Regions from separate parts of the Homo sapiens genome. Here region 2 is linked to region 1. A link is an interaction called in ENCODE POLR2A ChIA-PET data of the cell type or tissue named here. Cell type or tissue: GM12878. All regions are shown on one strand. Each heading gives the region's core, and the rest is flanking DNA. Links, peaks and the distances in the headings are about the cores only.

Region 1 (15,614 bases), core at 10,364-14,363:
TATGCTAGTTTCCCCTTTTTTATTTTTATTTTTATTTATGTATTTATTTTGAGACAGTGTCTTGCTCTGTTGCCCAGGCTGGAGTACAGTGGCATGATCTCTGCTCACTGCAACCTCCTCCTCCTGGTTTCAAGTGATTCTCCTGCCTCAGCCTCCCGAGTAGCTGGGATTACAGGCACCCGCCACCACTCCCAGCTAATTTTTCTATTTTTAGTAGAGATGGGGTTTCCCCATGTTGGCCAGGCTGGTCTTGAACTCCTGACCTCAGGTGATCCACCCCCCTCAGCCTCCCAAAGTGCTAGGATTACAGGCGTGAGCCACCATGCCCAGCCAGTTCTCCTCTTTTTTTTTTTTTTTTTCTTTTTGAGATGGGGTCTTGCTCTGTCACCAGGCTGGAGTGCAGTGATGCAATCTTGGCTCACCGCAACCTCCACCTCCTGGGTTCAAGCAATTCTCCTGCCTCAGCCTCCGGAGTAACTGGGACTACAGGTGCACGCCACCACGCCCAGCTAATTTTTATATTTTTAGTAGAGATGGGGTTTCACCATGTTGGCCAGGACGGTGTGATCTCTTGGCCACGTGATCCACCCGCCTCGGCCTCCCAGAGTGCTGGGATTACAGGCGTGCGCCACTGCGCCAAGCCTATCTCCTCTTTTTTTAAAATAAACTTTTGATTTGAGAATAGTTTATGTTTACAGAGAAACCACAAACACTGTACAGAGAATGCCTGTGTGCCTCACACTGGTTCCCTCTGTTGTTAAGATCTGACGTCCGTGACGCGCTGAACACAATGAATGGACGCGTGTCAATTCACCATTATTAACTGAAGTCCGTTCTTTATTCGGATTTCCTCAGCGTTTCCCGGATTTCCTTTTTCTGTTGCAGGATCGCATGTGGCATTTAGCACTCATGGCTCCTCAGGCTCCTCTTGGCTGTGAGCTTCTCAGACTTCTCTTGTTTTTCATGACCTCGACAGTTTTGAGGAGGACTGGTCAGGTACATTGCAGAATGTTCCTTAATTTGGACGTGCCTGATGCTTTTCTTGTGATGAGACTGGAGTTATGAGTTTTTGGAGGAAGACGCCCGATAAAGGGCTGATGGGCCTTGGTCACCTGGCTGAGGTCATGTTAGCAGATTTCTCCACTGTGAGGTTCTCTCCCTCCTCCCCCGTTTCCGTGTAATAGTCTTTCACAGGAAGTCAGTGCACGCAGCCCGCGGGTTAAGGAGGGGGGAACACGTTCTAGCCCCTTGAGAGTGGAGTGCCTGCCTGGATTATTCAGAATTTTTCTTCCAGATTTTTCTATTCTGCTGGGCACCTTTTACACACAGATTGTCTCCTATAATTTTCACAAATGGGAGGTTGATATTATCCCTCATTTTACAGATATGGAAAAGCTGACTTCCAAAAGACACCCGGATTCTGAGTGGCAGGCCTGGGCCTTGAACCTGGCTGTTCTCAGAGCCAGCTCTCTTCAGTACTGAGCTCATTGTCTACACTATGTTCCAGTGACGCGATTTCATTCAAATTCACTTCCTCCCTGGGTCACTTGTGACCCTCTCTTAAGCAGGGTAGGGCTTATTGGTGGAGAGGGGGTGTTCTGGGGTTCTCTAGGTGAACCTACCCTTTAAAAGGGCTTCTCTGAGGATTTCAGGAACCAAGTCCGATTCCATAATGTCCAAGTTGGACTGGGCTCAAACTAGATTTTTTTCTTTTTTTTTTTTGAGACAGGGTCTCACTCTGTCGTCCAGGCTGGAGTTCAGTGGTGTGATCTTAGCTCACTGCAACCTCCACCTCCTGGGTTCAAGCAATGCTCCTGCCTCAACCTCCTGAGTAGCTGAGAATATAGGCATGCACCAGCACACCCAGCTAATTTTTGTATTTTTAGTAGAGACAGGCACTATGTTGCCCAGGCCGGTCTTGAACTCCTGGCCTCAAGTGATCTGCCTGCCTTGGCCTCCCAAAGTGCTGGGATTACAGGAGTGAGCCACTGCACCTGGCCTCAAACTAGATTTCAATATGGCGTGTGTTTGGGTTCCCTTGTGCAAGGAAGGCTGTGTGTCTCATATATGTAAAGAAAAGGAAAGCTCCTTTTGGTTACTCATCATGGTTTTTAAAGAAGAAAGGTTAATACTTATACATTCTTAGAAGTATTGGGTCCACCTTTGATTTCCATTGAATGGGGTCATCTGTGTGATGAGAGGTATTATTCTGCCATCCTGGGAAAACCCGTGGGAAGCAGGGCGTGATTTCTTGGATCATCGAAAGCTCAGGCCTGTAGTCAGAACAAGTTGACTGCATGTTGGTTTTTCTGGACTCAACATAATACGCAGAACAGATCTATATAATGGGTGGTTTGCTCTGTGGACTTTGAGTTTTTCCTCTTTCCACCTGTTCAAAGTGCTGAGGATATATCAGTGCAAAGGAACATCCTGCAGAAGATTGTGACGGACACGCTATTTCACAGTTTAAAGAAATGGCTCCAAAGGAATTGCAATTCATTTTACTATGCCCCTGGTTAAATCTAACTGACAGGTGCCGCCAAGCATTTAACTGGACCATAAACCAAACTGAGATCAAAGGATTCCCCCACCTTCCCATACCACCCAGTTGAGAGTAATTCAGCAGCTCTGGGTACCTGACAGCTGGCCTTAGCCCCTCCCCGCACATAGTAAAGGACGAGGGAGAGCAATGTGGTGTAAATGAGTCAAAAAAGCACCAGCGACTGGCTGTGAGTCACGCAGCGAGGGGATCGTACCCTTTGTTTCCTGCTTATAACCTGAACACTGTTAGACTCATCAGGGCTTCCTTTTCAAAAAGATACATGGTTCCCCTTTTCACATTTGTGGAGAGCTCAGGAGATGGGCTGAGGTCAATGGCGAGCTTGCTCCTCAGGAGAGTTCACCCCTGATTTTGGTTGCCTGTTCCTTCTTCTTTTGGATTGATGAAGAGCAAACCCACAGGATTTCATACTGGTGAGGCAGCAGCCTGGAGTGGCCCTCAAAGGAGGAAACTGGGTTCCAACCCCGGCAGTACTATCCCTCAGGGTGTGGCTGGGGAGACAGAAGCCACTTGATATATCGGAGGGTTTCATATTGGATTTGCTGAACTGAAGGGGCTAGGGGAGCAGAGGCCAAGGGCGCCCAGCCCTGCCTACTGGAGATCTCAGCCGCAGCGGGGAATCCTGGAGGCTGCTGCAGCGTCATGCTCACGTAGTATTCTGTCTGCAGAGGTGGGCTGGGCTGGGGAGGCACCTCAGGTCTCATGCCTGCCCGACCCCAGAGTGATGTCCTTGCCACCTCTCTCCCATCCCAAATCTCAGGCAGTGCCACCCATTGGAAGTTTCTGTGCAAACCAGATGCCTGTGGAGATTCTGGGCCCAGGGCCCGGCTTCTCCATGATTCAGGTGTTCCTGGGGGGAGGGAGGTGATGCCAAGTTAAGGAGAGAGTGCATAGAAATGTCCACGAGGCCCCTGCAGCTGCGACAGTGGGGGCTGAAAGGAACATGCTTGAGTTGGAATGAATAAGTGGGGATTTCTGAGCACTGCGTCATCGGTGCATAAGAATGGGGACTGTGGCCAGACACAGTGGCTCACACCTGGAATCCCAGCACTTTGGGAGGCTGAGGCAGGAGAACTGCTTGAATGCAGGAGTTTGAGACCAGCCTCGGCAACGTTGGGAGATCCCATCTCTACAAAAAAAAATTTTTTTTAATTAGCTGGGCATGATGATGCTCGCCTGTGAGCCCAGCTACTTGGGAGGCTGAGGAGGGAGGATCTCTTGAGCCCAGGAGGTCCACACTACAGTGAGCTATGATCGTGCTCCTGCACTCCAGTGTGAGTGACAAAGAGAGACTCCATCTCTTAAATAAACAAAAAGGATGGGAACTGGGTACCCAGCACCTCCCCTGGGGTTCAGGAGGAGAGACTCGGGCAGATTGCTCATATTCCCAAGAGTTTCAGACCTCATCAGCAGGGGCCTGGATGGAGGTGGCAGCTCAGGGGAGGGTGCAGCAGAGGGAGAGAGGAAGGAAGCTCTTTCCACCAGGTGTGGTTGGTCACGAAGGAGTGAAGTCTGAGCTTCGGGGACAGTGGTTCTCACCTGGGGTGTTCTTGCCCCACCGATGGCGGTTTGGTGGTGTCTGGACACAGTTTTGGTTGTCACAACCTATGCGGGAGTGGGGGTGGTTGCTACTGGCATCTATCGGGTAGAGACCAGGGATCTGCCTAGTGTCCTGCAGTGCACAGGGCAGTCCCCACAACCAAGAGTCATGCGGCCCCCTGTGCCGACTGTGCCAAGGCTGGGACGGACCCTGCTCCAGGACACTGAAGTGGGGGAGGGGGAGATGTATTCACACAAGGACTTATGAGCTAGCCGGCATCAGGTGGCATGGACAGTTGACCCAAGAGGATGCTCTCCCACTCCATTTTGGTTTTCCATGGGAGAATCCTGGAAACAGCACTGTTGCTGTGACATTCTCCTTATTCACCATTAACTGAGAGCACCATGGGCGTGCCTGGGAATGAGCAGAAAGTTAGATCCTTTTTGGAGGTGCAAGGTGAGAAAGGGGAGAAATCTGTGTTCTCTGAGACATCTCCTTACCTGCTTTGCTTTATAGCTGAGGGCCTTGCCTGCGACACTCTGTGGGATGTGTGTGGGCGTAGGTAGTTAGACACACACACACACACACACACACACACACACACACACGGCGGCGGGGGGAGGGGTGGTGGTGGGTAAGGGTGGAGAGAGAGACTCCTGCTTCTGGGTGGGAACAGGGTGCCAGCGTGAATTGGCACTGTCCTATTGCTATGATGATGACTTTTTCCTCCCTGCAGCTCTGGAGCACTTGGAAGCGGTTCTGAAGCTCATTTGCAGCTTTGCATCTGTTTGCACGGGCGTCTCCTGCTGGGAGTTGAGGCTTCCTGCCCTCATTGGCTGTCTGAGGCTGCGCTCCCTACCTGCCCGCAGCGTCCCTGCCCCCCACATCCACCCCCAGTAGTGTAATGGGACAGCTCCTCCCTCGAGTGCTTTGCCGAAGGGGACCTGCAAGAACCCAAAACAGCAGCGCTGCAGCCAGGGCGGTGCCTTCTCCTTTCCTCTGTTTCCTGGGCTCCAGGAGAATTCTGTCTTGGGGTCCGAGAAAAACTCACACAGCAGACCGGCTGGCCCAGGGCTGACTCAGTGTTTCTTTCTCTCTCTAGGAAGGCCTGGCTGGAACCAGCACATTTTGTGGAAGTGGGAACCAATACACGTGTACACTTCTCTTTACAGGGCACGCTATCATCACTAACTACTTGTTGAACTATTTCCCTGGTCTTGACCTTGAAAGGAGGAACGCGTTCGGGTTCACCGCCCTGATGAAAGCCGCCATGCAGGGTCGAACGGACTGCATCCGAGCCCTGATGCTAGCAGGTATGTCCACCTGTCCTGTGCAGCTTCCAGGGGCCCTGGGACACCAGAGTTGCTCCTTTATGGAATATGTTTTGAGATTAATCACTCCCATAGAAACAATGCCTAGTTGCTGCAATAAATAATAGTTTCTTCACTGACATATACTTCTGTAACTATCTGAGGTTTTAAAAAAGCCACAGCATTGGTTCCCTTCAGGACACCCCTTTCTGCTCCCTGCTGAGCTTTGCAGTGGGTGGCACCTTCCCTCACCTGCTGTTTTCCTCCTGCCCACCCGTTCTACACCCCAAGTCCTGTCCATATCTGTTCCTCCTCAGAAAGGGGTGATCCCTTGGCTGTAAATGGCAAGACTGTGCTGTTGAAGGTGGGCGTAGGGATGGTGGGAACGGCCCAGGCCATCCTAGGTCACTGCTTGCTGGTGGGTGGCATTGCATAGTAACGTTAGGAGGTGATGTGGAGTTGCATGTTAATGTTGGGATGTGATGTGGAGTTGCATGGTAACGTTGGGAGGTGACGTGGAGTTGCATGGTGACGTTAGGAGGTGACGTGTTGCATGGTAACGTTAGAAGGCGATGTGGAGTTGCTTGTTAACGTTAGGAGGCGACATGTTGCACGGTAGCATTAGGAAGTAACATGGAGTTGCAGGGTAATGTTAGGAGGTGATCCGGAGTTACATGGTAACATTAAGAGGCAATGTGGAGTTGCATGGTAATGTTAGCGGGTGACGTGGAGTTGTGTGGTAATGTTAGCGGGTGACGCGGAGTTGCGCGGCGATATTAGCGGGTGACGCGGAGTTGCACGGCGATGTTAGCGGGTGACGCGGAGTTGCGCGGCGATGTTAGGCGGTGACGCGGAGTTGCGCGGCGATGTTAGCGGGTGACGCGGAGTTGCGCGGCGATGTTAGCGGGTGACGCGGAGTTGCGCGGCGATGTTAGGCGGTGACGCGGAGTTGCGCGGCGATGTTAGCGGGTGACGCGGAGTTGCGCGGCGATGTTAGCGGGTGACGCGGCGTTGCGCGGCGATGTTAGGCGGTGACGTGGAGTTGCGCGGCGATGTTAGCGGGTGACGTGGGGTTGCGCGGCGATGTTAGGCGGTGACGTGGAGTTGCGCGGCGATGTTAGCGGGTGACGCGGAGTTGCGCGGCGATGTTAGCGGGTGACGTGGGGTTGCGCGGCGATGTTAGGCGGTGACGCGGAGTTGCGCGGCGATGTTAGCGGGTGACGCGGAGTTGCGCGGCGATGTTAGCGGGTGACGCGGGGTTGCGCGGCGATGTTAGGCGGTGACGCGGAGTTGCGCGGCGATGTTAGCGGGTGACGCGGAGTTGCGCGGCGATGTTAGCGGGTGACGCGGCGTTGCGCGGCGATGTTAGGCGGTGACGTGGAGTTGCGCGGCGATGTTAGGCGGTGACGTGGAGTTGCGCGGCGATGTTAGCGGGTGACGCGGAGTTGCGCGGCGATGTTAGCGGGTGACGCGGAGTTGCGCGGCGATGTTAGCGGGTGACGTGGGGTTGCGCGGCGATGTTAGGCGGTGACGCGGAGTTGCGCGGCGATGTTAGCGGGTGACGCGGAGTTGCGCGGCGATGTTAGCGGGTGACGTGGGGTTGCGCGGCGATGTTAGGCGGTGACGCGGAGTTGCGCGGCGATGTTAGCGGGTGACGCGGAGTTGCGCGGCGATGTTAGCGGGTGACGCGGCGTTGCGCGGCGATGTTAGGCGGTGACGTGGAGTTGTGCGGCGATGTTAGCGGGTGACGTGGGGTTGCGCGGCGATGTTAGGCGGTGACGTGGAGTTGCGCGGTGATGTTAGCGGGTGACGCGGAGTTGCGCGGCGATGTTAGCGGGTGACGTGGAGTTGCGCGGCGATGTTAGCGGGTGACGTGGAGTTGCACGGTGATGTTAGGCGGTGACGTGGAGTTGCGTGGTAATGTTAGCGGGTGACGTGGAGTTGCGCGGTGATGTTAGCGGGTGACGTGGAGTTGTGTGGTGATGTTAGCGGGTGATGTGGAGTTGCGTGGTAATGTTAGGAGGCAACGTGGTATTGCATGGTGATGTGTGTGGCAATTTCCGTTTTCTATGCTGTGTCATAGAGTGGAAAATTCTCAGGCTATCAACCTGGATCAACCCCTCTTTGTCTTTTGCGCCATCTTGGAGAACGCACTTTCCTGTTCCCATCTGTGAAATGGGAGTAATGACCTCTTTCTCCCTCACCTCCCTGAGGCTAAAATGCAACAATACTTTATACACTCCTAGAGGCTATCCAGCTTCAATGAGCTACTAAGCTAAATGCCACACAACTAATAGCTTTAACTCTTTTCTTCACTCTGAAATAGAATCAATGATCATCCTTCGTGCAACCTCATCGGGTTATTTTGAGAATTAAATGAGAAAATATGTGTCAAGCACATGTCGTGTTAGATTCAGTTAGCAGCTGACATCTCAGTGAATGTGCGATGCTGCTTTCACCATTACTTAATTCTGTTATTTTAATTTCTCTTTATTTTTGTTCTTGGCACTGGGTTCAGCCAGTCCTGCTTGGCGCTGCAAGTTCCTGAAGAAGTGGATTTCCTCTCTGTCTTAGTTGTTCTGCTGCTATAACAAAATACCTCACCTGTGTAATTTGTAACTGTAGAAATTTATTGCTCACACTTGGGGAGGCTGAGAAGTCCAAGATCAAGGTGCCGGCAGGTTCGATGTCTGCTGATGCCCCTTCCTTCTTACTGTCTCCTCTCATGGCAGAGGGGACACCGAGGTACCCTCAAACCCTCTTTCATAAGGCACTAGTTTGATTCAGGAGGGCACAGCCCTCATGATCTAATCACCCCCTAAAGGCCTCACCTCTTAATACTATTCCAGTGGGTCTGAAGTTCCAGCATAGGAATTTTGGAGGGTCGTCAACATTCAGACCACAGCACCACCCCTGTCTTGGTTATCCTGAGGGTGGCATCAGAGTTTTCCCAGGCATCAGTGCTTCCATTAATGTCACTTTTCTGTTCCAGGACCCCTGCTGGGCTCCCACATTTAGTTGTCTTCTTCTTAGTTGTCCCCAGTCTTCTTCTTCTTCTTCTTTTTTTTTTTTTTTTTTTTTTTGAGACAGTCTCACTCTGTCGCCCAGGCTGGAGTGCGGTGGTGCAATCTCGGCTCACTGCAACCTCCACCTCCCGGGTTCAAGCGATTCTCCTGCCTCAGCCTCCCGAGTAGCTGGGATTACAGGCACCTGCCACCACGCACAGCTAATTTTTGTATTTTTAGTAGAGACGGTGTTTCACCATGTTGGCCAGGTTGGTCTTGAACTCCTGACATCCCGTGATCTGCCCGCCTTAGCCTCCCAAAGTTCTGGGATTATAGGTGTGAGCCACCGCGCCCTGCCCCTCATCTTCTTGGGTCTGTGAAGTTTCTGTCATAACCTGTTGCCCATGACGGGACAGTCTTGATTCCAACCAGTGTGCAGCACCGCCCAGTCTGAGCCCGTCTGTTGTTTTTCTCGAGATCAATCTGGAGTTACAGGATTCACAATTGCTTCAGATTTATCTTTCTTTTTGCTTTAACCTTAGGGGATTCTTTAGTCTTAGGAGATGCTATAATAAAAATAAGTTCAGTGAATGAGAATAGAGGCTTCAAAGATGAAAACTTTCTTGGAAATAAAAAAAAAAACATAATTAAAAACGAGTCCTATCGATTGTACTTTTGATTCAGAGATGATAGTTTTATTTTAAAAAAACGAGATATCAGTTTCAACAGAGTTTCGGCCCTGCCTGCCCTCATCAATGAGAAATGGTTCCTACTAATTAAATGGTAATTATGTGATGCTTTTGTGTTTGGCGGGAGCTTCAGACACTTTTACTATTTCTGGATCTAGTTATAATTGGGCGTAGATGTTTGGTAATTGACTTTTTCAACTGAACATTTATGATGTCAGTCACATCACTGCACTTTCCCATTGAATTAATTTGAACTGCAAACCTTTTTTAGGTCAGTTGCCCTCTAATCGCTCCGTTTGACTGCCGTGCTTTCTTCCCTGGGTCTCCTGGGGGTTTCAGGCATGTGTGACAGCATTTAGAGGATTCCAGAAACACCTTGCACATCTCTTGGAACGATGAGTCTGCGGGCAGTGGGTTTACTGCTGACATTGCTCTTCCCCCATCAGTTATTTGGATACAAATTTGACATTAGATTTGAGACTCTCCCTCCCCTATTCTCCACTTTGCAAGCCCATCCCCCATCACAGTCTAGAACAATCCACGGATTATTGTCTGTGGGATCCTCTAGTGAGTCTCTCCCTGTCCTATACGAGGTACAGAGCAGGAGCTGAACAGAAACAGTCCAGGAACCAGGACCCAGTTTCAAATTCATCTTCTCCACTTCCCATCTCTACACCTGCAGCCTGTCACTCACCTCTCTGGGCCCCAGTTTCCTCTTCTATAAAATGAGGCTAATGATAGCACCCACCGCAGGAAGGTGGGATGCGGATTGGGCACGTTCACAACAGAACAGCCCTCGGGTGCATGCTGGGCTTGGAGAAGCCTTCGGACATGTTGGTTGTGATTATTGTTATTATTATGATTATTGGTGAGTTTATGTGTTCAATAGTTATCTGTTAAGTGAATGAAAAAATACGGTTTGTTTTTCCCTTTGAGAAATATCTTGTAAATGAGATACTTAAACTTTCTTAATGAGGGTAGTAAGCCCCTACCTCAGGGTTTTTGTTTTTTGCTTTTTTGTTCTGTTTTTGTTTGTTTGTTTTGCTTTGTTTTGTTTTGTTTTGAGACGGAGTCTCACTCTGTCGCCCAGAGTGGAGTGCAGTGGCGCGATCTCGGTTCACTGCAATCTCTGCCTCCTGGGTTCAAGCAATTCTCTTGCTTCAGCCTCCTGAGTAGCTAGGACTACAGGCATGCACCACCACATCCAGCTAATGTTTGTATTTTTAGGAGAGACAGGGTTTCTCCATATTGGCCAGGCTGGTCTCAAACTCCTGACCTTGTGATCTGCATGCCTCGTCCTCCCAAAGTGCTGGGATTACAGGTGTGAGCCACCGCACCTGGCCAGGGGTTTCTTAATTTCAGCACTACTAACATGCAGAGCCAGATAATTCTTTGTTGTGGGGGCTGTCTTTCAAATTGTAGGATTTTTAGTGGCATCCCTGGCCTCTACCCACAAGATGACTGTAGCACCTCTTCAGTTGTGACAACCAAAAATGTCTCTAGATGTTGCTCAAAGTCTCCCAGGTTGGGGGAAAAATTGCTTCCCATCGAGAACCACTGATATAAATAATTTAAATGGGAAAGGATATACAAAGTGAGAAGAGACATTTTCCCCTCTGTGTACTCTTCCTCGCTTGTTCTGTATTCCTCCCTCAAATAAAAGTGTGACATCTTGGCCGGGCATGGTGGCCCACGTCTGTAATCTCAGCACTGTGGGAGGCTGAGGCGGGTGGATCACCTGAGGACAGGAGTTCGAGACCAGCCTGGCCAACATGGTGAAATCCCGCCTCTACTGAAAATACAAAAAAAATTTAGCCGGGCATGGTAGCACAAGCCTGTAATCCCAGCCACTCGGGAGGCTGAGGCAAGAGAATCGCTTGAACCTAGGAGGCGGAGGTTGCAGTGAGCCGATATCATGCCACTGTATTCCAGCCTAGGCAACAGAGTGAGACTCTGTCTCAAAAAAAAAAAAAAAAAAAAAAGAGAAGTGACATCTTGTTTAGGGAACTTTTGAGCTGCCCTCTTAAGCTTTGGTTGTAGTGTAGAACTTACGGAATATTTTCATCTTCTACTATTACTACTAAGCTTACAGTTCTCCCAAGAAAAGTGGGTTTTATTTTCCTTTGACAGTAGATGGGTAAGAATTAAAAAAAAAAAAAAAAGTGTTGAATTGCTTCCCCAGGATTAGTGGAGAGCAATAAGGACAGATGTTGATATATTTCTAAAATTCACACAAATATTTTAAGTCTTATTCTTTCCATTTAAATACGTGATATTAAGAAAAAAATAAACCATTTAAAGAAACTAATAGCCAGAGCCTTTCTTTTAGATTGACACTTCAGATTGTAATAAAAAGTATAACCGGGTTCTGAGAGGCTGATCGATTGCATCTTTGGTTTGGCTTCGTAAGGAGTAATGCAGGCTCTGCTGAAGAGCATCACAAGGGAGTTGCAGAACCTTGTTAATTCACTGAAATATTAATGCCCACAGTGACAGGTCTATTTAAATAGGTGGCTCTGAGAAGCGTATCGAGGATGTGATTTTTTTCTGAAGAGAGGCAGAATCTGTGGAGGTTGCCAGGTTCCAGGCTTGCTTAAGGGAGCTCACTTTCAGACCTGAAGTGTGGTGTAACTGCCGCAGCCTTCAGGAAGCAAAAACAAGCAGCAATAACCTCAAATCTTCCTGTGATTCCAAGGCGCAAAGTGGATTTAAAGGACGGCGAGGAACAGAGATCAGAGATGCTCCCGCTGTGGGTCAGAGGGTTGCTCTTGTCTCAGGGAAGCCCTGATATCTCTTTCTGGAAAGTCAGATGATTTCCAACCATATAGAGGTTTCTTTCTGTTTATAAGGAAAACTTAAATTTCCTATGAAGTGTGAATTTGCCATGTAGAATTGTTTGAAGTCATTAGCCAGAGAAAGGATGAAAAGTCAAGCATTCTGTGTCACCTGCAAAGCAAACCTCGAGACAAGGACTTGGGGGCAAGTAGTTTTGAGGGATGGTGGCCCCAGGAAGTGGAGTGAGGGGGCAGCAAGTGAGATTGGGAAGAATGGAAGCTAAGAAATGTCCACCAATGAGCAGGTTCCTCTTGTGGGCAGCTGGGACTCAGACCCCCTGGACCCTCCACTATGAGGAAAAGATATCGCAGAGATGCTGGGAAGTTTATTTCCCAACTCCAGTGCCTCTTTGAGGGGAGATGAGAACTTTGAGCACACTTCCCACCTGCTATGTGGTGGGGGTGGCTTGTCCTCCCTGCTGGGCTGGAGCACAAGCTCTTTCTTGGACCCTGCATCCAGATTTGTCATCCCGATTATACCCACAATGCCCAAGATACAGGCTGGAGGTGGCACAAGGGGAGGCAGTGAGGGCTGGTCCACAGTGGTCTCCTGTGGCCAGGAAAGGCCCCCTGGCAAGAGGGAGACCTGAGCTAGGGTTTGTAGAGTGGATAACATGGGGGTGGGTGGGGGCTGGTGGAGAAGCAGGAAAGGAAGTGACACATTCAGGGCTTCACGCTCCACCCACCTCCTGCTAGTCCTGGGCCTGGCCATGGCTCCCAGAGAAAGCCTTCTTGAGAATGAGTGATGGAAAGTATAGATTTTTTTTTCCCATTAGCACCTGTTTGGAATGTTTTTGGCTGCAAGTAACAGAAATCCTGACTAGACAGTGGCTTAAAGAAAACAGGCCGCATTTCTCAGCTCCCTGGAAGTCTGAGGTTGGCAGTCACCCTCCAGAGCTGGCCCTGGATTCCATGAGGACAACAGTGGTTTCCTCCTGTCCATTTGGCTCCCCTTAGCCTGTTGATCTGTCACCCCTTGATTCCACGAGAATCACCCAATATGTGTTTCAGACAGGAAGCTGCAGCAGCACCAACCATGCTGGTCCCTTTCGTCAGGAGGCAGAACCCTCTTTAGGGCTCAGTCACCAGTGCTGGGTTGCTTGGCTACTTTTAGCTGTAAGGGAGGCTGGAAGAATGGGGAACAGGATTGCAGCCGTTAGATTCCAATAGTGATTCTCAGCTGGAGGTAATGTTGCCCCAGGGGACATTTGGCCACGTCTGTAGACATTTTTGGTTGTCAGAACTGGCGGACTGCTACTGGCATCTAGAAGAAGGTAGAGATCAGGGATGCCGTTAAATGTTCTCCAATGCACAGGACAGCCCACACCAAATAATTACCTGGCCTAATATGTCAACAGTGCTGAGGTTCAGAAGTCCTGGGTTAGACTGATCGTGATGCATTGCCAAGAACTGAGGATGTTGCTGCCTCAAGTGAAATAGAGGATTTTGTGTAGACTTAGAGCACTCAACAAGGCAGCGAGTGGACCCATGGGTGGCAGCTCCACTTTTGTCCACATGATTGAGCCCTGGGCAAAACAACACTGGGTGGGAGATGACGATGCTGGGGGGTCTGCTGGCGAGAAGATGGATACAGTGGCATTTCAGAAATCCTCTGTATTCTCTGGAAGGTATTTGTATAAAATGTTAATAATCGGTACTTATCTTTTATAATTTAATTGCTGTGTTCATGTCATTAATATAACCCTTTACAGTTGCTTCCTAAGGCAGCAGATCCCTAATTTATAGCATGACTCTGATTCTAGGGCTCAGTGGCCTTTGTTCCTTAGAATGTTTGTATTTTCTGAGATCATTTTGAAAAGATAGGTGAACATCAGGACGAAGAGTGCAAAACTTTGGACAGATCTTCCTCTGGTTTTCCATTAGCATTTGAAAAATGTCTCTTTCAGGCAGTGTTCATTAAGATTTTAATTTTATAGTTTGTTCCTTTTTTAAGTGACATGCAATTAATTAAGGTTTAATGTGTCATCTATTTTTTGCAATGACACTTTTACTGCCCCCTTTTCATTTTAGTCAGTTTATAAATTGTACTCTAGCTAATGAGTTCCATCCTGATATCCAGTTCCAAATAATTACCACTCTTCTAATATGGCTATTCTTTAATGTGTCACAGAACTAAGATCCTTACCAGGCAAGCTCAGGTGAGCTGGGTCTGCCAGAGCCATGAGGCCACTGTGGGCCAACAGGCCAGGGCAGTGGCTGGGGACCCGACCTTCCTCAGTTCAGCACACGTTGATCAGCCATCACATGTCAGACTCCTGGGTCTGCATGGGATATAAATGAAGAAGCGTCTGTCGGGTCCGGTCCCCTTTGAGCTCACAGACTAGATAATTGCCCTAGTTCTCCATGTTGCTTTGCTGGTGGAGATATGACTAATGGGACTTGAAATCCTCAATGATTTTTTTTTTTTTGAAATGGAGTCTTTCTCTGTTAATCAGGCTGGAGTGCGGTGGTGCGATCTCGGCTCACTGCAACCTCTGCCTCCCGGGTTGAAGCGATTCTCCTGCCTCAGCCTCCTGAGTAGTTGGGATTACAGGTGCCTGCCACCACGCCCAGCTAATTTTTTGTGTGTTTTTAGTAGAGGTGGGGTTTCACCATGTATTGGCCAGGTTGGTCCCAAACCCCTGACGTCAGGAGATCTGCCCTCCTCGGCCTCCAAAGTGCTAGGATTACAGGTGTGAGCCACTATGCCTGGCCCCTCAATGATTTTTAACAGTATGTGGGACTGAGATTGGACCAAGATTAATTGAACAGCAATTCCGTATTAATTTCTATACTACAACATTGAAATTTATGCAGATTTCATCAAGTTGAGTTGAAGTTTAACTTTGCAATATTTGGGGGCAGTGGGTGGACTGGGGAGATTTATTAAGGGAGTGACTAGTGTCAGGGAGACTGTGTAAGGGGACCTATCAGTCAACCAATAGGATGTGGATATCAAGAGATTTATTTTAAGGAATTGGCTGTGTGGTTTGGGGGGTTGGTGAGTCTGAAACTGGTGCGGTAGGCTCGAAGGCTGGAAACTCAGGCAGCAGTAAGTAGATGCCGCAGTCTTGAGGTGGAATTTCTTTGTTTCCAGGAAACCTTGGTCTTTGCTCTTAATGCCCTCAACTAATTGGGCGAGGCCCACCCGCATTATGAAGGGTAATCTCCTTGACTTAGAGTCAACTGATTATAGATGTTAACCACAGCTGCAAAATACCTTTGGGGCAACACTTAGATCCATGTTTGATTAAATCACTGGGTATTCTAGCCTAGCCAAGTTGACATAGAAAACTAAAACTGACCATCACACCAGGACTGCCAGGTGGTAGGAAGTACATTAGACTGAGGTTAGGACACCCAAGTCTTAGACCCTCTCTCTGTTACTAGCCCACAGCCACTGTGACTGCCATTCTTTTTGCAACAAGCCTTTTAAAAATTCATGCCCCCTACCCACCAGGATGAAACGTGTTGAGCAAACAAAAATGAATTTTTCTATCCTGGAAAAGCCCACCATCGGTTAAAGGTAGACAGACCCCAGCCAGCTAGGCCGCAGTGGGAGAAGCGAAGGAACCACCCATTTCCCACAGTCCAGGACCCATGGCAGTCCTCAAGAGTGAGACCACAGCTGGGGTGCCACCACTTTGCAAGTGACTGTTACTGGTCATATTTTTAG
Region 2 (15,614 bases), core at 5,111-9,110, 200 kb after region 1:
ATACCAAAAATAAAAGCAAGGAATTAAAACATACCACCAGGAAAAATCACCTTCACTAAAAGGAAGGATAGAAGGAAGAGAAGACCACAAAACAACCAGAAAACAACAAAATGGCAGGAATAAGTCCTTACTTATCAATAATAACACTAAATGTGAAAGGACTAAACTCTCCAATCAAAATACAAGGTAGCTGAATGGATTAAAAAAAAAAGACCCAATGATCTATTGCCTACAAGAAGCACACTTCACCTATAAAGACACAAATAGACTGAAAATAAAGGGATGAAAAAGATATTCCATGCTAATGGAAACCAAGAAAATAGTTAAAGAGGAGTAGCTATATTTATAACAGATGAAATAGATTTCAAGGGAAAAAAAGACAAAGAAGGTCATTATACAGTAATAAAGGAGTCAATTCAGCTAGTGGATGTAACAACTATAAATATATATATGTACTCAGCACTGAAGCACTCAGATATATAAAGCAAATATTATTAGAACTAAGGAGATAAACCCCAATAAAATAATAACTGGAGACTTCAACACCCTTTCAGCATTGGATTGATCCTCCAGACAGAAAATCAACAAAGAAACATTAGACTTAATCTGCACTATAGACCAAATGAACCTAATAGGTATTTACAGAACATTTCATCCAACGGTTGCAGTATACACTTTCTTCTCCTCACCACTTGGATCATTCACAAGGTTAGGCCACTGTATTAGTCCATTTTCACACTGCTGATAAAGGCATAACTGAGACTAGGCAATTTACAAAAGAGTTTATTGGACTTACATTTCCACATGGCTAGGGAGGCCTGTCAATCATGGTGGAAGGCAAGGAGGAGCAAGTCACATCTTACATGGATGGAAGCAAGCAAAGAGAGAGCTTGTGCAGAAAAACTCCTGCTTTTAAAACCGTCAGATCTCATGAGACCTATTCACTATCATGAGAACAGCACTGGAAAGACCTACCTCCATAATTCAATGATCTCCCACTGGGTCCTTCCCACAACACGTGGGAATTATGGGAGCTACAAGATGAGATTTGGGTGGGGACACAGAGCAAAATCATATCATTCCACTCTTGGACCCTCCCAAATCTCATATCTTCACATTTCAAAACGAATCATGCCCTTCCAACAGTCCCTCAAAGTCTTAACTCATTTCAGCATTAACTCAAAAGTCCACAGTACAAAGTCTCATCCAAGACAAGGCATGTTCTTTCTGCATGTGAGCCTGTAAAATCAAAAGCAAATTAGTTACTTCCTAGACACAATGTGGGTATAGGCATTGGGTAAATACTGCCATTCCAAATGAGAGAAATCAGCCAAAACAAAGGGATTACAGGCCCTATTCAAGTCCAAAATCCAGTGAGGCAGTCAAATCTTAAAGCTTCAAAATGATCTCCTTTGACTCCATGTCTCATATCTAGTTCACACTGATGCAAGAGGTAGGTTCCCATGGTCTTGGGCAGCTCCGCCCCTGTGGCTCTGCAGGATACACCTCCCTCCCAGCTGCTTTCATGGGCTGGTGTTGAGTGTCTGTGGCTTTTCCAGGCAAACAGTGCAAGCTGTTAGTGGATCTACCATTCTGGGGTCTGGAGGATGGTGGTCCTCTTCTCACAGCTCCACTAAGCAGTGCCCCAGTAGAGACTCTGCGTGGGGACTCTGACCCCACATTTCCCTTCCACATTGCCCTAGCAGAGTTTATCCATGAGGGCCTCACCCCTGCAGCAAACTTCTCCCTGGGCATCCAGGCATTTCCATACATCTTCTGAAATTTAGGCAGAGGTTCCCAAACCCCAAGTTTTGGCTTCTGTGCACTTGCAGGCTCAACACCACATGGAAGCTGCCAAGGCTTGGGGCTTGCACTCTCTGAAGCCATGGCCCAAGCTGTACGTTGGCCCCTTTCAGCCATGGCTGGAGCAACTAGGACACAGGGCAGCAAGTCCCTAGGCTGCACAAAGCTCGGGGACCCTGGGCCCAGCCCACGAAACCATTTTCTTCTAGGCCTCTGAGCCTGTGATGGGAGGGGCTGATGTAAAGACCTCTGACATGCCCTGGAGACATTTTCCCCATTGTCTTAGGGATTAACACGTGGCTCCTGTTACTTATGCAAATTTCTGCAGCCTGCTTGAATTTCTCAGAAAATGGGTTTTTCATTTCTATCACATTGTCAAGCTGCAAATCTTCTGAACTTTTATGCTCTGCTTCCCTTATAAAACTGAATGCTGTTAACAGCACCCAAGTCACCTCTTGAACGCTTTGCTGCTTAGAAATTTCTTCTGCAAGATACCCTAAATCATCTCTCTCAAGTTCAAAGTTCCACAGATTTCTAGGGCAGGAGCAAAATGCTGCCAGTCTCTTTGCTAAAACATAATAAGAATCACCTTTGCTCCATTTCCCAACAAGTTCCTCATCTCATCTGAGACCACCTCAGCCTGGACCTTATTGTCCACATTACTATCAGGTTTTTGGTCAGAGCCATTCAACAAGTCTCTAGGAAGTTCCAAACTCTCCCATATTTTCCTCTCTTCTTCTGAGACCTCCAAACTCTTCCAACCTCTGCCTGTTACCAAGTTCCAAAGTTGCTTCCATATTTTCAGTTACCTTTTCAGCAATGTCCTACTCTACTGGTACCAATTTAGTGTATTAGCCCATTTTCACACTGCTGATAAAGACATACCTGATACTGGGCAATTTGCAAAAGAAAGAGGTTTATTGGACTTACAGTTCCACATGGCTGGGCATGCCTCACAATCATGGCAGAAGGCAAGGAGGAGCAAGTCACATCTTATGTGGATGGCAGCAGGCAAAGAGAGAGCATGTACAGAAAAACTCCTGGCTTTAAAACCATCAGATCTCATGAGACCCATTCACTATCATGAGAACAGAACTGGAAAGGTCCACCTCCATAATTCAATCATCTCCCCCGGGTCCCTCCCACAATACATGGGAATTATGGGAGCTACAAGATGAGATTTTGGTGGGGACACAGAGCCAAACCATATCAGCCACAAAACAGGTCTTAAAACATTCAAACAAATCAAAGTTACATCAGACATCTTCTCAGACAATGGAATAAAATTGTCTGACAATTCTCAGACAATGGAATAAAACTAGAAATTACTAAGAAAAGAAATTTTGGAAACTATACAAACACATGGAAATTAAACACTGTACTGCTGAATGACCAGTATGTCAATGAATAAACTAGAAGGAAATCGAAAAAATTTTCTTGAAACAAATGTTAATGGGAACACAATATACCAAAACCTATGGGATAAGGCAAAAGCAGTAGTAAGAGGAAAGTTTATAGGTATAAGCACTTACATCAAAAAGTAGAAATACTTTAAATAATCAACCTAATAATGCATCTTTAAGAACTAGAAAAGCAAGAGCAAACCAAACCCAAAATTAGTAGAAGAAATAATAAAGATTAAAGCAGGAATAAATGAAATGAAGAAAATACAAAAGATCAATTAAATAAAAAGTTGGTTGTGAAAACATAAACAAAATGGACAAAACTTTAGCCAGACTAAGAAAAATGGAGAGAAGACCCAATAAATAAAATCAGAGAAGAAAAGGGAGACACTTCAACTGATACTGCAGAAACTCCAGGATTATTAGAAGCTAGTATGAGCAACTATATGGCAATAAATTGGAAAACCTACAAGAAGTAGATAAATTCCTAGACACATAAAATCTCCCAAGATTAAACTATGAAGAAATCCAAAACGTGAACAGACCAATAACAAATAACAAGATTTAAGCTGTAATACAAATTCTACCAGCAAAGAAAAGCCTGGGATGTGATGGCTTCACTGCTGAATTTTATCAACATTTAAAAAAGAACTAATAAGAATCCTACTCAAACTATTTCACAAAATAGAGGGAACACTTTCCAACTCATTCTATGAGGCCAGTATTACCCTGATACCAAAACCAGAAAAAGACACATAAAAAAAGAAAACTACAGACCAATATCCCCAATGAACATTGATGCAAAAATCCTCTACAAAATACTAGCAAACTGAGTTCAACAACACATTTAAAAGATCATTCATCATGACCAAGTGGGGTTTATTCCAAGGAAGCAAGGATGGTTCAACATATGCAAATCAATGTGATACATCATATCAACAGAATGAAGGACAAAAACCATATAATTATTTCAATTGATCCTGAAAAAACATTTCATAAAATTTAACACCCCTTTGCAATAAAAAACCCTGTGAGGGAACATGTGTCAACACAGTAAAGGCCATATATGACCACATATGACAGACCCACAGCTAGTATCATATTAAATGGGGAAGAACTGAAAGCCTTTTCCCTAAGATCTGGAGCATGACAAGGATGACCACTTTCACCACTGTTATTTGACATAGTACTGGAAATCCAAACTAGAGTGATTAGATAAGAGAAAGAAATAAAGGGCATCCAAATTGGAAAGGAAGGAGTGAAATTATCCTTGTTTGCAGATGATATGACACTTGGAAAAACTTAAAGACTCCACCAAAAACTGTTAGAACTGATAAAACAAATTTGGTAAAATTTCAGGATACAAAATCAACATACAAAAATCAGTAGTATTTTTATATGCCAACAGCAAACGGTCTGAGAAAGAAATCAAGAAAGTAATCTCATTTATACCATTTATAATAGCTACAAATAAAACACTTGAAAATTACCTTAAAGAAAGATGTGAAAGATCTCTACAATAAAAAGTATAAAACATTGATGAAAGGAATTGAAGAGGACACAAAAAAAGAAAGATATTCTACATTCATGAATTGGAAGAATCAATATTGTTAAAATGTCCATACTGCCTGAAGCAATCTACAGATTCAATGTAATCCCTTTAAAAATACCCCATTCTTCACAGAAATAGAAAAAACAATTCTAAAATTCCTAAAATTTATATTGAACACAAAAGACCCAGAATAATCAAAGCTATCCTGAGAAAAAAAGAACAAAACTGGAGGAATCACATTACCTGACTCCAAATTATACTACAAAATCTGTAGTAACCAAAACAGCATGGTCCTAGCATAAAAACAAACACATATACCAATGAAACAGAATAGAGCACCCAGAAATAAATGCATAAATCTACAATGAACTCATTTTTGACAAAGGTGCCAAGAACATACCTTGGGGAAAAGACAATCTTTTCAATAAATGGTGCTGGGAAAACTGTATATCCATATGCAGAAGAATGAAACTAGACCCCTGTCTCTCACCATATATAAAAATCAAATCAAAATGGATTAAAGACTTAAATCTAAGACCTCACACCATGAAACTATTGAAAGAAAACTCTCGGCCAGGCGCGGTGGCTCACGCCTGTAATCCCAGCACTTTGGGAGGCCGAGGTGGGCGGATCATGAGGTCAGGAGATCGAGACCATCCTGGCTAACATGGTGAAACCCCGTCTCTACTAAAAATACAAAAAAATTAGCCTGGCGTGGTGGCAGACGCCTGTAGTCCTAGCCACTCAGGAGGCTGAGGCAGGAGAATGGAGTGAACCCAGGAGGCAGAGCTTGCAGTGAGCCGAGATTGTGCCACTGAACTCCAGCCTGGGCGACAGAGCGAGACTCCGTCTCAAAAACAAAAAAAAAAAGAAAACTCTCCCAGACATTGAACAAGGCAAACATTTCTTGAGTAATATCCCATAAGCCCAGGCAATCAAAGGAAAAAATGGACAAATGAGGATCATATCAAGTTAAAAGGCTTCTGCACAGCAAACAGCAAAGTGAAGAGACAACCCACAGAATAGGGGAAAATGTTTGCAAACTATCCACCCGACAAGGAATTAATAACCAGAATACATAAGAAGTTCAAATAACGCTATAGGAAAAAAGCTAATAATCTAATTTAAAAATAGTCAAAGGATCTAAATAGGCATTTCTCAAAAGAAGACATATAAATGGCAAACAGATATATGAAAAGGTACTAAACATCACTGATCATTAAGAAATGCAAATCAAACTACAATGAAATATCATCTCACCTCGGTTAAAATGGCTTTTTATCTAAAAGATAGGCAATAACAAATGCTGGCAAGAATGTGGAGACAAGTGAACCCTTGTGCAGTGTTGGTGGGACTGTTAATTACTATTAAGACTACTTACTACCAATTAGTTACTTTTGTGGGTACAACAACTATGGAGAACAGTTTGAAGGTTCCTGAAAAAACTAAAAATTGAGTACTATATGATCCAGCAATCCCACTGCTGGGTATATACCCAAAGGTAAGAAAATCAGTATATTAAAGAGATTTCTGCACTCCTCTGTTAAGCAGCACTGCTCAAAATAGCCAAGATTTGGAAGCAATCTAAATGTCCATCAGCAGACAAATGGATAAAAAAAAATGTGGTACATATACACAATGGGAGTACTATTCAGTCATAAAAAAGAATGAGATCCTGTTATTTGCAACAACATGGATGGAACTGGGGATTGTTATGTTGTGAAATATGCCAGGCACAGAACTTTGCATGTTTTCACTTCTTTGTGGGAGCTAAAAATTAAAGCAGTTGACTCATGGAGGTAGAGTAGAACAATGGCTACCAGAAGTGGAGCACGAAAAGGGGGACGATTAATGTGTACAGAGATATAGTTAGATAGAATGAATAAGACCTAGTATTTGATAACACAGCAGGGTGACTACAGTCAGCAATAATTTATTGTACATTTAAAAATAACTAAAAAAGTATAACTGGATTTTTATAACACAAAGAAAGGATAAATGTTTGAGGTGATGGATACTCCACTTACCCTAATGTGATTATTATGCATTGTATGCCTGTATCAAAATATCTCATGACCCCATAACTACATACACCTGCTATGGTACCCAAGAAAATGAAAAATTTTAAAAACCCTCTTTATATTATATATAATGCCTAATATATAATATTCAATTATAAACTATACTGCAATATATAATTTAAAATATATATGACAAGATACTATATATAATATGTAACATATAATAGATGTCCTCACATACATATTATATACATGTATGTATGCCTATATATCTCCTGGATTCTGCTTCTTTGATTGAACCCTGATTGATACACATAGTAATTGGATACACATAGTATTCAATAAATGGCTTTCTTCTGTTTCATTTTATTCCCCTCTTGTCACTCAATATTGCACAGCCACTTGCTTCTGGTTATTGCTCACAGCATCCTGCACTTGTTCCCTGTTTACATGAGTACTGCCGCAATCCTCACTAATTTGCAAGTCTGAAAGCATTTTGATGACGTAAATAACCTTTGAATGCAAGCTGTGTCTGAGAAAAACTTTCCCACGTATATAAGAATAGATTTATATCCACATTGGACTCAAATATCCACATGAAGATAAAGGCTTCCTTCTTCCTCATTTCCTGGATGACTCTTCATCCAACTTTTTAGGTCAAGGCGTCTTAGTCTGCTCAGGCTGCTATTACAAAATACTATAAACTCGTGACTTAATCAACAGATGTTTATTTCTTACCTTTTGGAAGCCAGAAGTCTAGCACCAGGGTGCCAGCATGGTCAGTGTCTGTTGAGGGCCCTCTTCCTGGCTTTCAGAGAGCTGCCTTCTTACTGCGTCCTCGCATGATGGAGACAGCGTTCTGGTCTCCTATTATTAGGACACTAAGCCCATCATGGGAGCCCTACCCTCATGACCTCATCTAAACCTAATTACCTCCCAAAGATCCCCCTCCAAATGTCATCACAATAGGGTTTAAGGCTTCATTATATGAGTTTAAGGGGGGCACAAACATTCAGTTTATAACACAAGGTAAGAAATAAATCCAATTAACCTATAAAGACTTCTGAAGGATTTAAGTATTTGCTCATTGTTGGCTGTGTTTGGAAGTTGGCTGCTGAAAGGTATACTCTGCACACGAGACATATATTGGGAGGGTATACTTGAGGAAGATGGTCTCCAGTTCCTCTACAGTGTTAAGGCTGATGTATGTCACTCCTACACCAGTATTTAATTGTACATTGTCCCCATCATATGCTAATTGTGAAGCTTCCTCAGCAAAGAGAAAACCACTGCAGCCAGGGACACTGGTGGAGAATATGCTGATGACTCAGAGTGAAGCATGGCAACTCTTAGAAAAATGACAACTGTATTCTCTGCTAGTGGAGGTACCCTCAAAGAGAAATGTCCTGTACAGCCCAATATATTACATTGTTAGTCTTAGATGTAGTGAGATGCATCAACATACTAGGAATATAAAGCAAGTAGGTAGAATTACTGTTTTCACTCCAGGATCAGGAAAGGCATCTAAGCATCAAACACACTGGGATAAATTGCATATGGCAGTATGTCTCCTGGCTCTGAGCGATGCCCCTTCCTCCTGCTCACACAAACCTCCTTGGCCACAGTTGGTTGGACTGAGTATTGACACGTGACCCATGTTGGGCCAGGTAGATTCTTTTTCCTGCGAACTTGGATTTTCATCAAGAAATACTATGTGTTACTTAAATGGCAACATATCAACATGGCATATCAGAATTATTTCAGGTGCAAGTGGCTGACATCCAGTCTAAGTGGCTTAAACAGAAGAGGATTTATTGACTCCATGACTGAAAAGTCTAAAGGTAAAACTCAGTGGAGGTTTAGATTGATCCAAAGATCTAAAAATTGCAACAGGACTAAGGTTCTTTTTCCATTTCCCGACTGTTTCTTCTGGGTTGGTGCAATCTCAGATTGTGGTGTCAAGAAGGCTACAGAAGCTCCAGTTTACAACTCCCAAGTTTGAGTCCAAGGGGAAGAGCGCATCCTTCATTACCCAAAGTCCTAGCAAGAGTCTCTTTGCATCTCACTGACTCTGATTGAATCACATGTCTATAGCCGAACCACTCCCCATAGGTGGGAAAATGTGATGCTCTGACGGTCGCTCACCCAGAGCTAGAGGTAAAAGTCAAGCATTTAGAAAAATAGGGAAAGCAAAAGTAAGAGACAATCTCAAGCTACCAAATGTTCATTACCTCAATGTCTGGAGCTATGAGGCAGCCATGTTCCACCATGCAGACAGAGAAGCAGAGGAAGCACTGGCTAAAACGAGAGAAAAGACTGGCATAGACATTATAGGGTCCAAGGGGTAGGTTTCCCTCAGCCCCTTGAAGGTTCACTGAAAAATTAATTCACAAAAGAAAGATGAATAGGAGAAAAGGCATATATATTGACTTAATGTGTGTACACGGGAGCCTTGAGAATGAGGCCCCCTTTAGGAGAAGCTGTCCATTTTTATGTTTAGGTACAACAAAGTATGGACAGCCATGTAGAAATACGATTGGAGAAAAAGGGTGTGACCTAATGCTAATAGACTGAGTGGGAAAACCCAACAAAGCCTATCTGACTAGATTCTTCTTGGCCTCTCTGAGCACTGTTCCTTCCTTCTGGGGATGGGGCAGGACCTTCTCTGCAATAGGCATCTTATGATCTACAGTCAGACAAGGTAGGTCCGATAATTTTCTTTATGGCCAGTTTTTATTCAGAACGGGAAAGGGAAAGCTAGCGTAATAATTTTAGGTTTTATGGATAGCTTTCAGGAAAGGAGGCTGTGGTTTCTACGGTTTGCCTTGGGGAAGAGGGATTCTAGTTTCCATGGCTAGCCTCAGGGGAAATTGAGTCTGAGAGACAGGGTGGTAGGAGGTCAGAGAAAAACTTTGCTTCTAAGGCCTTCATGTTGGGGTATTGTTTTCTGAGCCCCAAAGCCATGCAGAAGGAACAAGAGACAGAAAACAGAAAGGGCACTTCCCAGGTCCCTGTGGTTTTACAGGGCATGTTTCCATCTCTTCCTGAGGCTTGATGCAAACCTGTTCTTAGGATCTGTGAGACTCCTCTGTGGCTTGATAGTATGTCCTCTTTTCCTCTCTTTTTCTTTTGTTCCTCTGAAGGTAACTTGCATTGGTTTCTATTACTCACAGGCAGTGACATTAATCCTAGGAGCCCATCAGAGTCTTTACATAGCTCTGTGACGGGAAAACAAATGGAGCATATCCCAGGCCTAGGAATTGTCTGTCTTGGAAGGAAAAGTAACAAAACTGTGTGCCAGAATGTGAGAGAGAATGCTGGACATTTGTTGTTTTTCCCATCAACATCTTCTCCTTGCCCCATGGGGTATCATTGCTCCACAATTCTCCAGGGATGCATTGTGGGTAAAACTGACTCCATGTTTAAGCCAATCAGCACGTTCCATACATCTGCCAGAGTGACTGACTTCCTAATGGTCAGATGATATGAATCCTGCCCATGACAGCTAAGAAGTTTCAGTTCTCATGCTTTTGTTGGAACTGTCAGTGAAACATATTCTCCTTTCCTGTTGGTATGAATGTGAAAGGATCACGGGACTGGAATTATGGAAGATAGTTTGTCAACACATGAGTCCTGTGCATGAACTGAACACCAGGAAAGCATAGTTGAGAAATTTAGACAGGAGCTCCAGCCCAGGGAAGTCATTTGAGCCCTGGATCAAGCTGTACCTGAAACTGGAGCTCCCTCTGGATTCTTTAGTTTTGTGAGTTAATAAATTCTTTTTTCTTTTCTTAATCTGATTTGAGTTAGAGTTTTGTCACTTGCAGCAGAAGGAATCATAACTAATACAGTTATGGGAAGTTATGTTTGAGGAAAGGTGTCAGGTAATCTATAAGATGGAGAGGCTGAACTATAAACAGAGCAGGTCCTAAAACTCCAGTAGGCACGCTTTCTCCTTTTCTTGAAATCATAAAACACTACAATTGACATGGCATATATCACACATTGCCTTGAACTGCAATTACAGTTCTTGTATGGTAGGTACAAATTTCACAACCATAAAACTCCGGTGTGCAGAAATGTAACTTTCTTTATTGTTTTATAATTGAGCTTAATTTAGCTCACAAACCCTCATTTCTGCTAATGGTAGGGAACTTAATCTTGCCAATTCCAGGCAATTCTGTCAGTCCTGGTTTAAAGCTCTGTATCTTTCAATTACTTTAGGATTCCAAGTTCCTCTACTCCTTTCTTTTTCCCTAAGGTGATCTGTGTTCTAGCAAACATGGCAAGGAGGCAAATGTCTGGTCTGGGAGTTGACCTCGGGCCAGTGGGCAACAGGCTGTAATTGGTCCAGGAGAGCTGGGCACTCATCCTTGTTGGCTCTGTCCCCACCCAGTTCTTAGCTCAGCTTCTGCAGATTCAGCCATGACTTTGTCTAGTTCCTAGTTTGGGCTGCCCACATAGTCCCTGGCCTTACATCATGGTCACCTCCCTACCAGGCACACCAGCCCTCAATTCTCAGCTCCCTTTGGCATTCGAATCCAACGTTTGGGGACTTCTGGGTTTCCACATCCTGCAGGAGTGAGGGTGTTGGGAGGATGGGTCCTCTCGGCATCCTGTCTGCCTGAATCATCTCTGCTCCCATTTCTGCATTATAGGAACCAACTGTGATGGTTAATTTTATGTGGCAACTTGATTGGGCCAAGGGACGTCCAGATATCTCACCAAACATTCTTTCTCCACAGTCTGTGAGGGTGTTTCCGGAAGAGATTAGCATCTGAATTGGTGGACTGAGTCAAGCAGATGGCCCTCTCCAATGTGGGTGCAGGCCACCCAATCTGTTGCAGGCCTGAGTAGAATAAAAAGGTAGAGGAAGGGAGGGTTCTTTCTCTGTGTCTTCTTCTGACTGCTTGAACTGGGACTTTGATCTTCCATCCTCAGCACTCGTGGTTCTCAGCCTTCAGACTTGAAATGGAAATCACAGCACCAGCTCTGCGCTTCTCAGGCCTTGACCTATACCATTGACTCCTGGGTCTCTAGCTGTAGGTGGCATATAATGGGACTTCTCAGTCTCCACGATTGAATGAGTCAATACTGTATTATCTATCTATCTATCTATCTATCTATCTATCTATCTATCTATCTATCTATCTATCTATCTATCTGTCAGTCATCTCTGTGTGTGTATATCCCCTATCTGTTTCTCTGGAGGGCCTGCCTAATATAATACACCACCATATGTGGCTCAGGAGGCAGCTTCCTCCTGGATATTCAGGAAAATCAGTTCTGCTCTTGGACCCTCAAGCCCTCAAACCTGCTGGGTGTGATCTCAAGGGAGGGTGCAGGCCTCCCCCTCCTCTCACCTTGCTTGCTTCCCTCCTGTGAGATCTGCAGCTCCCACCCAGGAGGGCTATTGTCCTCACCATGTGCCGTGGTTTGTTGAGCTCTTTGCTCTGGGACCCTCCTGGCTGGCTCTTGATGTTTCTTGAAATACAACAAAAGATCTTTTTCCTCTCACCTGTCTGGATTTTATAAATGAAAATCATGGTCTTTAAGACCATGCCTCCAAGACCAATTAAGACCATGTCTCAATTGCCAGAAATTCACTCCAAAGGTCCAAGTTCCAGAGTTTAAATACATGTACTGGCTTCCTCATTGGGTCAGCTCTTCCCTGCTGCCACAGGCCTCAGACTTGCGGTTTTGCTTTAGTGGAGGAAGCACTGCAGGGCAGAGACAAGGAAAAGAGTTCCAGAGAAGGAAAGCCACTTGGTACTATTTCACAACAGGATCTGGCTCAGTGAGCCACAGCTACTCCTCCAACCACAGAAGCGCCTCCAGTCTTGCTCCCCATGTGGGATGGCCATTGCTGTGGGGTTTGCAGGTTGCTTGACACCTTTGTGGAGCCAAACTCCACCAGCGCTACTGAGAAGTGCAGCTAGTAGAAGGAACTGTCCCTTCCAGCTTAACTATCCTTTTTTTAAGGCCAGTTGGCCCCAGGTGGTCATTGTTCTTTTAGCCTCTGAAAGTTGGCCTCAGTGTTTTATTTCAGTAGCTTCTTGTCAATAAACCAACACTGAGTTCCCTGCAGTGTTGGCCTAGGCTGTGGTGGCCCCTGTGGGACTCCTAACTCATCCTCAGTGCTGTGAGTTGAATGGTCTGCCATAAAGATGTGTTGAAATTCTAGCCCCTGGTGGCAGTGAATGTGACCTTGTTTGGAAACGGTCTTTGCAGATGTGATTAGTTAAGGATCAAGATGAGATCTTGCTGGATTAGGGTGTTGCCTGAACTTAATGACTGGTGTCCTTATAAAAAAAGGAGAGGACACACAGAGACCCAGACTCACAGGGAGAAAGCCACACAATGATGGAGGCAGAGCTGGCAGTGAGGCATCTACCGGCCAAGGGACACCAGGGACTGCTGGGAGCTGCCAGGAGCTGGAAGAAGCAGGGAGGATCCTTCCCTGGGGACTTTGGAGGAGTGTGGCTCTGCTGACACTTTGACTTTGGACTTCTGACCTCCAGAACTAACAGAGAATAGGTTTCTCTTGTTTTAAACAGAAATGTTTGCTTCTTTAGTGCGACTTTGTTCCAGCAGCCCTAGGAAACACTCAGGAACCTCAATCATGACCCATTTCTCTGCACTCAGTCCTAGGTTCAGACACTCTAAAGGCTTGAGACATTGCAGGGATCCAGAGGCTGCTAAATAGAGAGTGGACCCCTCCTAGGTCCCCTTTCCTGGGCTGGTGTCCCCAGCTGTTGTGAGTCTGGGCTGCTGACAGCTCAGACGGCTGTCCTCTTTAAGAAGTTTCCCCTGTGGAACAAGAGCTGCCTCACCCAGGAGGCTTCACAGCACCCCTAGTGGGGTGGGCAGCCCACAGTCAATGACTGGTTGGCATGGGACAAAGGCTGCTCTCCTTGTGCAAATGGGGTGCAGTTCCTTGTTCCTGAGCTCTCTGTGGGGTCAGGCTGAGGGTCCTGGCTACCCCCTCCCTTCCAGTGGGTACAGTGCTCCATCCTCTCTGTGCCTCCGAGGCCTGGCTCAGGTTTGGCCTCTAGCGAAGCTGACCTATCACCATCAGATTGGAACTCCCTGAGGGTAGGGCCTATGTGCTTAGTGGCCCTCTCCTTTGCTGGGTAAGGTGTGGCCTAAGGCAGGGATTCTTAATCTTTAATGTGCATGTGGAGAGCTTATTTAAACGCCTCTTCCTGGGCCTAACTCCAGAAGAGTCTGGTCCCGAGAACTGGCATTTCTAATCAGCTCCCAGGTGCTGCTGCTGCATTTTGAGACTTACTGGCCTAAGCTCTGTGGATTAATGGGATCTTGTCGGGTCGGGGCAGGCCTGGTGACCGAGAGGACAAGCACACCAGAGGTCCACAGACATTTGTTTGCATGTGGGATTTTTGAGGCTGGGCAGAGAATGTAAGGAGTGTGTGTGCAGGGTTGGGAGTTGGTAGGAGATGAAGAATCTGTTGTGGTGTTTTCAAAGGTGGATTCCTGGGCCCAGTCCCCTGGCCTGTGTCTAAGCTCTTAGGAGTGAACAGTTGTGGGTAGAAGCCTAAGGAATTGTTTATCTCGAGATCTTTTTGAGATGGAGGGGTCCCAAAAGCCATTCCATTAGGCAGAAGAGGCAAAGCTTGACTAAGAGAAGAAAATTCTCACATGTGTGTGCCTGCACCTGTCACTGCATGTATGTGTGCGCCTGCACCTGTCACTGCATGTATGTGTGCATATGCAGTCATGTACATATGTGTGCCTGCATACATGCACCAGAGCACGTGCATGTGTGGCCCCAGGCTTGCTGAGTGCTTTCTGCTTTACTTGGGCAAGGCAGAGCCACCACCAGCTGCAGTGGCTTCCCACACAAAAGCTGAGATAGCCCCACCCTGACACACACATGTGAGTCGTCTCTATTTGAATTCTTCCCTCTGTTGTGCAGCAATCTATTTTTGTATGAGAGCCCTAGACTCATTTGTGGTTCCCGAAAATTTGGGGTTTGCTGTTTCCAGCCTTCCTCTCCTGCAGCGCAGCCGCTGTGCCTGTGTTTCATCTCCCTCTGCCTTTGCCCTGCCGATGACACAGAGGGAAGCTTAGAATTCTCCCTGCTTTGTGGTTCTATTCACCTCTGTGATCAGTTGTTTTGTGGCTATAGTTACTCTACTTTGCAGAAAGGGGATTTGAATTCTTTGGATTCTTTGTTCACAAACAAACCAGTGCCAGAGCCACTGCCTCTTCGCCGCCTGCAAAGTGCGCTGCGCTGCCTGCCAGCAGGGGGCGGGGGTCCATCCTCGTTTCTATCAGATTCCCGGACACGCTGCAAGCTCCGGGGTCCGTCCCTGTGTGTGCCTTCCTCTTTTGTACAAGTTACAAAGGAGGGGCTTAGGTTCAGGGTCGACTTAATCGCATTCCTGTCCCTGGCACATCCCCATTAGCCCTCTGAGATGCTGCTACCGCTACCTTTTCTGTAGTTTTGTCCTTCCTTGCAGCCCCCTCTCCATGTCCCCATCCTCCATTGGTACCTACTCGAACATATTCAACAAGTGTTTGTACCTGCGGGAGATGGGAATGGAGCCCCACCTGGACCCCCTTGCCAGGTGGTGAACCTGACACTCTGCAGCCCTGAGCGTTGGCTGCAGACAGCTCACAGCTGCGGGGGCTGGGGATGGTGACGGCCGCTCTTGCTGAAGGGAGCTGCCAGGCTGAGACTTTGCACACCGCTGGGTGCGGGGGAGTCCCCAAGCCAGTGCTTGTCTGATAGAGGGGACAAAAGGCCAGTCCCCTTACCTCAAGGCGAAGTCCAAGCTGGGATGCGTCAGAGCTCCAGGGGATCTTTCTAGA

What was found. ChIA-PET counts read pairs that join two places held together with the same protein. Peaks named below come from ENCODE experiments on the same cell type or tissue, not always from the same donor. Only the 100,000 strongest peaks of a DNase experiment are listed, where the experiment ranks them.
Region 2: POLR2A ChIA-PET joins it to region 1 with 5 read pairs; 3 of 35 experiments call an interaction of 5 or more read pairs at or near these places.

The regions. Positions count from the first base shown.
Region 1 is chr5:10,632,756-10,648,369 of GRCh38, forward strand. It overlaps ANKRD33B (ankyrin repeat domain 33B), which reads left to right. Exons shown (of 4, transcript NM_001164440.2): 3 at 5,273-5,413. Among named protein-coding and RNA genes, the nearest start is that of ANKRD33B, 76 kb to the left of the region's middle. RefSeq lists silencers at 1,010-1,099, 2,552-2,681 and enhancers at 1,350-1,429, 3,322-3,641, 4,215-4,947. In GM12878, for the core only: no CTCF peak of the experiment used is centred there; no DNase peak of the experiment used is centred there; H3K27ac peaks cover 729 bases.
Region 2 is chr5:10,842,170-10,857,783 of GRCh38, forward strand. No RefSeq gene overlaps it. Among named protein-coding and RNA genes, the nearest start is that of CTD-2154B17.1, 63 kb to the left of the region's middle. In GM12878, for the core only: no CTCF peak of the experiment used is centred there; no DNase peak of the experiment used is centred there.